3 separate regions of the Homo sapiens genome follow, and all the other regions are linked to region 3. The links are chromatin contacts, found by Hi-C or POLR2A ChIA-PET in ENCODE. All regions are on one chromosome and are shown on one strand. Each heading gives the region's core, a stretch centred on a gene start or an enhancer-like site at or near the end of the contact. The rest is flanking DNA. Distances are from core to core; before and after follow the strand shown. Region 1 overlaps LINC03036 (long intergenic non-protein coding RNA 3036). Region 2 overlaps LINC03036 (long intergenic non-protein coding RNA 3036). Region 3 holds the start of EIF3A (eukaryotic translation initiation factor 3 subunit A).

Region 1 (3,271 bases), core at 11-2,510, 74 kb after region 3:
TTGGGTGGTAGGCTTGAAGAGTGAATACCGCCAAAGGCAGCCAGGTGTGGTGGTACGTGCCTGTAGTCCTAGCTACTTGGAGGCTGAGGCAGGAGGATCACTTGAGCCTCAGAGTTTGAGGCCATCCTGGGCAACATAATGAGACCTTGTCTCTCTAAAAAAGAAAAAAGAAAAGAAAAGAAAAGAAAAAAATGTCCTCAAAGGCAAAGGGTGCCTTTTCATTGAGAACACTAAAAATAAATTTTAATTATTCAAATAGTGGATTAATTCCTATTATAAAAAATTCAGGCCGGGCATGGTGGCTCACGCCTGTAATCCCAGCATTTTGGGAGGCTGAGGCGGGTGGATCACGAGGTCAGGAGATTGAGACCATCCTGGCTAACATGGTGAAACCCCGTCTCTACTAAAAATACAAAAAATTAGCTGGGCGCAGTGGCAGGTGCCTGTAGTCCCAGCTACTCGGAGGCTGAGGAAGGAGAATGGTGTCAACCCGGGAGGCGGAGCTTGCAGTGAGCCGAGATCGCGCCACTGCACTCCAGACGGGGAGAGAGAGCGAGACTCTGTCTCAAAAAAAAAAAAAAATAATAATAATAATTCAAACATTATAGACAAGGATAATATTTTCCTTTATCTCCTTGACTCCCACTCTCTATCATTACCTCCCCGGAGGTGACCCTGGAGTGTTAGTGTCACGAAGGCAGAGACTTCACTTGTACTTTTTCATCACTTTATCTCCAGAGGCAAGAGTAGTGCCAGGCACACAGTAAAATGAATGGGTTTAGTGAGTATTCTTCAGTTCTTAAAAAAAAAGTTTGCTATATAAATCTCAGCGATTGTTATCATAATCCAGTTCCATATGGTCTGGATATAATAGCCATATTTACTATGCCATATGTTCAAGTTACTTAACCTCACAAAAGCTTAAATGGATAACAATACTACTGCATGGCGTGGTTGTGAGGAATTCCAGGCTTTTTGCCATGCATTTATACATGAACACACGCACATGCATACACACGCACACACACACACACTTTTTAATTTAGTATATCTGTGATTCCATACATTCTGCAGTTTGCTTTTATCATTTACTATGTCCTAGAGTCTTTCCAAGTCAGTATATATACTGCCACCTCATTCTTTTTTCTGCTATGAGGATGAATCATGGTTTACTTAAGAGATGATAACAAACTCTCTGGCCTCTCCTCCCGGGATCTGGCAGGAGCTCAGAAAACGAATCTCTTGCTAAATCTCTGTCTGGTTGAGTAAGGTGCTCTGCAGGCTGGAGGAGCCTGTTGATATTTTAGTTTTCATCAGCTGTGCAAATCTGTGAGTCTTTTTGGTTTGAGTGCGTCAGTCTTGTCTGGAAATCTACACTGGGACTATTTTTAGCCTGTTAGGCCAGGGGATCTGCCGCTCTGTGGTCCAGTTGGTCATCTGCAGGTGCAGTCTCCAGCAAACGATCACAAGCTCTTTAAGATGTGCCTGGGCTTGGGGGGACCTGTCTCGCGGGCTTTTGTGGAACCTTCAATTCCTGGATTGTAAAGCAGGGCTGCAGGTCTCCTGGGATGAGCTCCAGCCAAGAGGTAAGGGACTGGAGGGAGATTCTTGGGTCCTTTCCCAATTCTGCCCAGACTGTCTCTAAGGTGATGCATGGACACTGATGGGACATTTGCAGTCTGGACTCAGCCTCTGCCTCAGCTCCACGGAAGCTGCAAACATTCACACCTCTGTGCCTTTGCACAAGCCTCTTCCTCTGCCAGGAATACCCTTCCCTTCTTTTTTTTGAGACAGAGTCCCACTCTGTTGCCCAGGCTGGAGTGCAGTGGTGCGATCTCAGCTCACTGCAACCTCGCCTCCCAGGTTCAAGTGATTCTCATGCCTCAGGTTCCTGAGTAGCTGGGATTACAGGCACCCTTCCTCCTTTTTGGCCTTCGAGGCTCAGCTCAAGTGTCCCCTTTTCAGGAAAGCTTCCTCCTTTCCCATGCAGCAGAGCTGGTCACTTTGTCCTCCAAGACCCCAGGGACTTTGTACTTGCTACCTCCTGGCCACAAGGCAGGACAGACCGCTGCCACCTGTCTGTTCCCTTCACTGATGGGGGCTTCTGGAAAGAGGGACCCTCAGTGCTCTCCTGGTGCCTGGTACATCATGGGACTTTGCAAATATCTGTTGGGTGACAGAAGCTCAGTGACTGCAGAATAATGTGATGAGTGCCACTGGAGAAGGAGCTGAGATCATGTGATCGGGAAACAAGGGCTGTTTTCAAGGGGCCACGCCTAGCTGGCTCTGCTCAGGATGTGTCTCATCATCCTCAAAGTGGTCTTTACAGGCTGGAAAGAGAAACCCAGTGTCAGAGACATGAATTTAACTCAGCTGAAGTCTCTCTCAAATTTCTAGAAAAAGATTAGCGGAAGATGCTAATTATTACACTGGTGCAAAAGTAATTGCGGTTTTTGCCATTACTTTTCTTGGCAAAAACCGCAATTACTTGTGCACCAACCTAATATTTCAGTGATAGTAGTTATGCATGTATCTAAAAGACAAAGCACCTTGAAGCACTCTCTGTGTTGAAAGTCATGTTGGATGAACAGAATAATGGTCCCCTTTCTACGAATCTGACCCTCAGAAGCCCAGCCATCTAGGAAGAGGCTGAGAAGTTGGGCGTGAGTAAAAGGCTTTGGGTAACTCTCTCCGTGTTCTACTGAGTAGTTTTGCTATACAGGAGAGTCAGCTCCTTTCTAGGAACCCATTAAATCTTTACATACATTTGTAACATTTTCTTTGATGACTCATGGTCAGCTCAGGCCATTGAGTTGGTGGTGATAGAGGAGGTGGTGTTAGACATACACTCGGCTACTTCTACGGATAGTACTGTGGGATGGCAGAGTGTAGTAATTTGGTAATGTCAATTCTGAGTTATTGGGAACATGTTAAATTTCATTTACTCTGTTTAAAAAGGCAGGAAGTGCCTAATACATTTAGTTTAGAAAATGATTAGCACACCTGACTGGGCGCGGTGGCTCATGCCTATAATCCTAGCACTTTGGGAGGCCAAGGTGGGCGGATCACCTGAGACCAGGAGTTTGAGACCAGCCTGGCCAACATGGCGAAACCCCGTCTCTACTAAAAATACAAAAATTAGCCAGGCATGGTGGCATACGCCTGTAGTCCCAGCTACTTGGGAGGCTGAGACATGAGAATTGCTTGAGCCTGGGAGGCAGAGGTTGCAGTGAGCCAAGATTGTGCCACTGCAATCCAGCCTGGGTGACAG
Region 2 (3,306 bases), core at 30-2,529, 110 kb after region 3:
GCCAACCATGAGGAGTGGGAGAAGTAATTAGGGTCTGTCTGCTTGCACAGACTTTCAGCTTCTCTTCCTGCTTTCAACCTCACTTTCACCCCTGCCACCAGGGGCAGCCGGCACTGCCCATCTCTCCATCATGGTGGGATTTCTTGGTGTAAACCAAGCTGAGTCTCAGCTTCCCCACTCAGCTTTCTTGATTCATCAGTTACCAGATTCCAAAAAGTTGTTCCTGCTGTTCCTCATCCTTTTTATTCTCATGTGTTTATTCCTTTAAAGCATCCCTTTTATTGTTTTAACGGGACTCAGGGAGGAATCGCAGGTGGATGTGTATCGGCCGTTATCTTTCATCACATGTGTTCACCATTACCATATAAAGAATTTGTCCTATCACTTTGTGTGGACATGTGAGTCATTTTAATTTTGGGAAAAGGCTCTTTAACAATTGCAAAGTTAACTATTCAGATGTAATTTATTTTCTGTGAGGCACAGGTTTCACTGTGAACCTTCCAGGTCGTGGCTGATGTCTGAAGACTGTATTGAACATTGATGGGACACACTTTTTTTTTTAAAATTTTAAGTTCTGGGATACGTGTGCTGAACGTGCAAGTTTGTTACATGGTATATGTATGCCATGGTGGTTTGCTGCGCCCATCAACTCATCATCTAGGTTTTAAGCTGCATATGCATTAGGTATTTGGATGGGACACACTTTTTAAGAACCAACTTGGTTCTTCTTTAGCTCAGACGTGTAATGGAATGTATCAGAGACGCCGCTGAGTGGTGAGCTTGGGGATTTCTGTCACACTTCTTCCTCTGTGTTGGTTTCAAGTCACAATGGCTGCTGCTATGTGTTTTACAGACTTTTTTTTTTTGTCCCCCAGGAGAGCTAGAGTTATGTATTTGGTTTTGTTTGGACGTAAACATTTCTTCCTCTATTGACCAGTGCCAGGATTTATAAAGTTGAACTCTGAACCATGGACTCAGAAATGTATTTCACTGAAATAAAAGAAGACAGAGTCTCCGGGCAGTGGATTTCCAGGGAGGTGTCTTGAAATAGGGATCCATGTGGTTCTATTTTTGACCAAGTGGTTCAGGCAGGAGGAGGGGTAACCGGAGGGGCCGGGGGTCCTTGGGGAAGCTGTTGCCTATGTGGTTCCCTGGTCTGCCAGTCAAGGAGGGGGTAGGCACAGCTGTGGCCAGGTTGAAGACCAGGTTTCTTGAGTAAGACCCCAGACAGCAGGTGGGGAGTGAGATGCCCAGAAATCCGGATTCTTGGCAGGTGGCCAAGCACAGTGAACTTTTCATGAACCGTTTCAGTGTCTCATCTTCCCTAAGGTAGAGGCAACTCTGAGGAAGGGGAAGGAGGCCATGTCACAAGAAAGAATCCAGACTTTGCTAGTTAAGAGGGCCCTCGTCTTACTAACTGGGCACACTTTTCCTGTAAAGTACGATCTATAAAGTAGTACATGGCAAACATTTTTAGGTTTTGTGGGCCTTTAAGGTCTGTGTTGCATTTTCCTTTCTTTCCTTTCTCTTTCTCTCGTCTTCCTTTTCCTCTCTTTCCACAACATTTCCCCCCTCACCCTCTCTCCTTTCATCAGAGACAGGGTCTTGCTATGTTGCCCAGGCTGGTTTCAAACTCCTGGGCTCAAGCAATCCTGCCTCGGCCTCCCAAAGTGCTGGGATTACAGGTGTGAGCCACCGAGCGCGGCCTTTTCTTTTTGTTTTATACAACCCTTTAAAACCATTCTTGGCTTGCTGGCCATATAAAGAGGCTGCAGGCTGGACATGGCCCCAGGGCTGCAGTTAGCCAATCCCTGCACCACACCGCCCGGTTTATTTCCCTCCTAGAGCCTCTCACAGTCTGAAGTCTTACTCTGTTTATTTTCTGTTTCCTCTGCCATAATGTGAACTCCCTAAGGGCTGAGGACTGGGCTGCTTTATTCTCTGCTGTGTCCTTAGGCCTATGGCAGTTAGGAGCAGAGAGCGGCCACTCGAATGTTGGCTGAATGAGTGGATGTGTTATTAGTTCTAGATGAAAATCTCCGGTAGCTCATCTGTGAAACAGGAGACCTTGAAGAAGTCATGTTCTGAGATTTTTTTTTTTTTTTTTGACACAGTCCCGCTTTGTCACCAGGCTGGAGGGCAGTGGTGCCATCTCAGTTCACTGCAACCTCCACCTCCTGGGTTCAAGTGATTCCCTTGCCTCAGCCTCCCGAGTAGCTGGGATTACAGGCACCCGCCACCACGCCTGGCTAACTTTTGTATTTGTAGTAGAGACAGGGTTTCACCATGTTGGCCAGGGTGGTCTTAAACTCCTGACCTCAAGTGATCCGCCCGCCTCAGCCTCCCAAAGTCCTGGGATTACAGGCGTGAGCCACCACACCCGGCCTCGTGTGCTGAGATTCTAATTCCCAGAGCAATGTGGGGATTTGGTTCTTCTATAGTTGTGTGTGGATTTCTTAGACCTCCCGGAGGGCTCCTGTGAGCAGGGGAGAGGAAAAGCAAACAGCCCAGGAGCTGTGGGCTGCCCCTCACCCCTCGCCCCTTCTTTCCACCGCCTCAGGCCCATTCTGCCCATGTGCAAAGAGGGATTTTTCTGTAAAAATGGGTCTTACCCTATCAATCTTCTGTTGATAACTTGCTGCCCCAGCTGCTGTACAAACACACATGATAGTCCAATTATTTAAAATCAGGTACAAGCACAGGCACTGGCCAATCAAGGCAGGTGGTGGCTACAAGGCCTCTCCGCCGACTTCTCCAGCCTTGGCCCAGGCTCTCCCCTGCACCTGGGCTTTTGCCACGACAAATGTTTCCACCTTCTTTGAATATCCCACGTCTCTCTTCTTTGTTGATGCCCTTTCTTCCACCTGGAATGGACTTCCCCAAGCTTTTTTTTTTTTTCTCTTTTGCCTGGTAAACTCCTATGCATCCTTTGAAGCCCAGCTCAACTGTCAGCTCCTCTGTCCCCCAGGCACTTAGCTGCTCCCTTATCTGCACTCCCATAGCACTTCAACCCTTCTTGGCCATATACTTCCGTGAGATTATTGTCAGTGATTTGGGTTTGTCTCTCCTCTGGATTTGGTCCTCAATGTCTGGCTCCTAAATGTACTCAATAGATGTTTACAGAATGAAAGGGGTGTAGATCAAAAGAATGACAATCACATGGTAGATTCCAGGGAGCAAGCGTCTGGGCCCAAGTGGACACCTCCCTCCTGGGTTTTCTCCCTCCTGGGTTTTCTCCCTCCTGGGTTTTCTCCCTCCTGGGTTTTCTCCCTCCTGGGTTTTCACGTTTGGCTTCATTGCAGGTGC
Region 3 (3,287 bases), core at 123-2,622:
GCCAGGCCTAAGTTTTGTATTTTTAGTAGAGACGGGGTTTCGCCATGTTGGCCAAGCTGGTCTCGAACTCCTGACCTCAGGTGATCCACCCGCCCCAGCCACCCAAAGTGCTGGGATTACAGGCGCGACCCACCATGCCCGGCCGATTTCCTCATTCATTAATTCACATATCTCGTCTATTAAATGTGTAATACATTGACAATAATCTATTTCACTGCTGCCTTCTAAATTTTCCTTCTGGGCTGGGCGCGGTGGCTCACGCCTGTAATCCCAGCACTTTGGGAGGCCGAGGAGGGCGGATCACGAGGTCAGGAGATCGAGACCACGGCGAAACCCCGTCTCTACTAAAAATACAAAACATTAGCTGGGCGCAGTGGCGGGCGCCTGTAGTCCCAGCTACTCGGGAGGCTGAGGCAGGAGAATGGCGTGAATCCAGAAGGCGGAGCTTGCAGTGAGCCGAGATCGTGCCACTGCACTCCAGCCTGGGCGACAAAGCGAGACTCCGTTTCAAAAAAAAAAAAAATTTTTTTCCTTCTGAGCTCACCTTTATTTCGTACCAAGGGCTTGAGAATTAGATTCGGTTCAAATGGTTTTCAAATTCTAGGTAAAGTACTTCGTCTGCGAACATTAAAATTGTTAAGCAACAATAAAAGGGCCTCTCAGATTGATTTTTTTCACTAACACTAATTTTTCTTAATTTGTTTGTGACGTGCGCTGTATGTAAAAAGTGACGACACTCCTTTCCGTGTGTTTTCAAACACCAAGCAAGTCTGCTGTGCTCCAGGGCGTTTCGCCCTTTGCCAGGTCGCTGTCCCCATTCGCCCCCTCTGAGAGCCTCCATTTCTCAAGGCAATCCCTGTGACACAAACTTTTTACTTTACCAAGATATAAAAGAACCTTGCTTGTTTATTTTAGGCGTCACTCTTCCCCATGATTGTCTCTCACGGTTGAGCGGCGCTGACCTGATGACACCTGCTCACTGCGTTTTCGTTAAACTCAGCATTTTCACGTAGCCAAGACAGGCGATTCCCAGGCTGGATGGGACCTTACTGTAACTGCACGACTCCGCACAAGTCGCTTTGAAAACCAATCTGCAGACGTTTGCTTGTTCTCCAGACAGAAACTCTGACCCCACACTCACCCTTCCCACCCTAATTCTCGCTCGAAGATTGAAGAGCCTGTGAACTGTCTCCCTAACGCTATCCAGGACAGGCCCAAGACGGGAACTGGACCTTGCGCGCCTAGGACTCCGGCGCCGCCACGTCTGTCGGCGTGCGTGACGCCAGCGCGCTTGCGCGCACGGAGACCCGCCCCCTACATCCGGGGCCTGGGCGGCAGCAGGGCCGCCGCGGGGAGGTCACGTGGCTCCTTCCTTTCCGTCTCTGGCCGGCTGGGCGCGGGCGACTGCTGGCGAGGCGCGTGGGACCTTACGCTGGTTCCCCTTCGTCTCCTCTCCCGGCCCGGGCCACTAGAGAGTTCGCTGACGCCGGGTGAGCTGAGCCTGCCGCCAAGATGCCGGCCTATTTTCAGAGGCCGGAAAATGCCCTCAAACGCGCCAACGGTGAGTAGCTGATCGGGGCGCGCCGGGCTGGGGCGGCCCGAGGCCTCCGAGGTCGAGAGCGCGGGCCTGCTTCCCACTGCTCCGCCGCCCGGCCCGCGCGGGGAGAGGAGACCGATGCGGCCTGCCCGCCGCTGTCCCAGCCGGTGGTTGGGCATGGGTTTCCTTCTCACTCTATCGACTGGGGTCTGGGAGGCGCGTAGCCCGGAACCGTCGCCCCAGGGGCCTTTCCTTCCCCCTGCCGCCTCCGGGTGCGTCGCGGGGACCGCAGCCCGGGAGACAGCCCCTACCCGGACTGGAGCTCCCTCCTTGCTGCCTGCGTCCTCTGGCTCTCCAGGTCCCTGGGGCTTTGGTCTGCTTAGGGCCCGCGTCCCCGGCCGCCATCTGGGAGTGCCGGGGAGTAAGAAACATGGCTCCCTCCCGGGGACAATGCACGCGAGAGCCTCGGCTCCACCTCCTGCCCGGGCCGGGAGCCCTACGGACCCACCCCCGGCCTTCCCGCAGCCACCCCCGCTCTCCAAGCCGCGCTCAGTGCTTTGCTGGGTCGGCGTCCACTTACCCTTTACCCAGCTGCTTTATATCCACTTAGGGGCCTCTGACCCATTTAACCTGATTCCTGTTGTTTTGTTTTGTTTTTGTTTTTTCATTTTTCCTGGCATTGATTAGAAGCAGTCCTAAAGCCTGTTTCGAATCACTGGAAGTTGGAATAGAGTTAATGTAAAGGGACTTCAGGTCGCCTCTTAAAGATAACGAAACAGGCCTAGAGAGAGGTTTCCCCAAGGTCACTCCGGGAGTTGTTGAGCCAAGAGACTTAAAACCAACGTCTCTTGACATCCAGATCAGTCCTTTTTTCTCTTTTTTTCTGCCACAGTGCTGCTGTCTGCGATTTCTATTTCTATATGTGTACTTCAGCCATTGGCGCTTGAGGGAAAAACTTGTGTGCCCCGATCTCTCCAAGGCATTTATTACATTGGCGTTCTGGGGATGCACATGTTCTTGGCTAGGCTCTGGGCTTAAGAAACTTTGTGTAGGGTTTTTTTTTTCCCCTCTAACCGGACAATTTTTCTAATCGTTAGGGCATGGATAGCTCTTATTTTCATCCTTCCTTCACCGAAATAGAAGTTTCGGGTTTTACCCATGTTGTAGATGAATATACCTTGTGAGTTACAGTTTTATGTTTGGAGAGCTTATTTTGTTAGCTTCTTTGAAAATTCATCTTATGAAAATGGCAGTTTGAGTCAGCACATAAACTGATAATTTGGCAGAACCAGAGATATGTTGGTCATATACTTTTTAAAGTAAAAGTAACACTTTTTGTCGGGGAGGGAACTGGTCTGTGGAATAGGATAATTCCACATTGTGTGGAATGGAGTAATTGTTTTAAAAACCTATTGAAACTACAACATAGATGTGAGCACTAATTCATTCTAATGATAACCAGTGATCTAATGGTTAGAACAGACAAGCAGTTTTAGGATGTTTATTAATACATCGGAAAGAAGAGATTGAAATGGAACTTTGTCACTATAAACCAAACTGTAGCAAAGTTTATGACTTTTCGTCGTTTCGAAAGTTAGAATTTGTAGTATACAAAATGATTTGCATGAAATTACTACTCTGCATGGCTGTTGTCGATGTTTTACAGTCATTTGCATGCTTTGCCCAACAGGTATTTTTTTTTCCCCGTGCTAGTAGGCCAAAGCATTATAATGGCCTACATATTATATAT

The links. A loop is a pair of places that touch in the nucleus more often than their neighbours do. ChIA-PET counts read pairs that join two places held with the same protein, here RNA polymerase II (POLR2A). Pooled maps may share reads with other maps.
Region 1: a map of gastrocnemius medialis shows a loop between it and region 3 (5-fold over the local background). The contact joins the enhancer-like site here to the promoter of EIF3A in region 3. A Hi-C loop is called at or near these places in 2 of 168 maps with a recorded cell type or tissue (MCF 10A and gastrocnemius medialis) and 1 of 50 pooled maps. POLR2A ChIA-PET finds 5 or more read pairs at or near these places in 2 of 52 experiments (MCF 10A and activated T-cell).
Region 2: a pooled map shows a loop between it and region 3 (3-fold over the local background). The contact joins the enhancer-like site here to the promoter of EIF3A in region 3. A Hi-C loop is called at or near these places in 1 of 37 single-sample maps with no recorded cell type and 2 of 50 pooled maps. POLR2A ChIA-PET finds 5 or more read pairs at or near these places in 1 of 52 experiments (K562).

What each region holds. Positions count from the first base shown.
Region 1 is chr10:119,005,025-119,008,295 of GRCh38, reverse strand. The region is part of intron 2 of LINC03036 (long intergenic non-protein coding RNA 3036); the gene reads left to right. Among named protein-coding and RNA genes, the nearest start is that of LINC03036, 23 kb to the left of the region's middle. Within about 2 kb of position 1,260, at least 7 of the 41 ENCODE cell types and tissues checked have a DNase peak (open chromatin) inside an H3K27ac peak, as active enhancers do; they include gastrocnemius medialis, where a contact is called at or near this core.
Region 2 is chr10:118,968,849-118,972,154 of GRCh38, reverse strand. All of the region lies in intron 2 of LINC03036 (long intergenic non-protein coding RNA 3036), which reads left to right. Among named protein-coding and RNA genes, the nearest start is that of LINC03036, 59 kb to the left of the region's middle. Within about 2 kb of position 1,279, at least 2 of the 41 ENCODE cell types and tissues checked have a DNase peak (open chromatin) inside an H3K27ac peak, as active enhancers do.
Region 3 is chr10:119,078,902-119,082,188 of GRCh38, reverse strand. EIF3A (eukaryotic translation initiation factor 3 subunit A) reads left to right here and starts at 1,372. Exons shown (of 22, transcript NM_003750.4): 1 at 1,372-1,561. The coding sequence starts at 1,513. RefSeq lists enhancers at 1,158-1,452, 880-1,642 and a silencer at 1,648-1,907.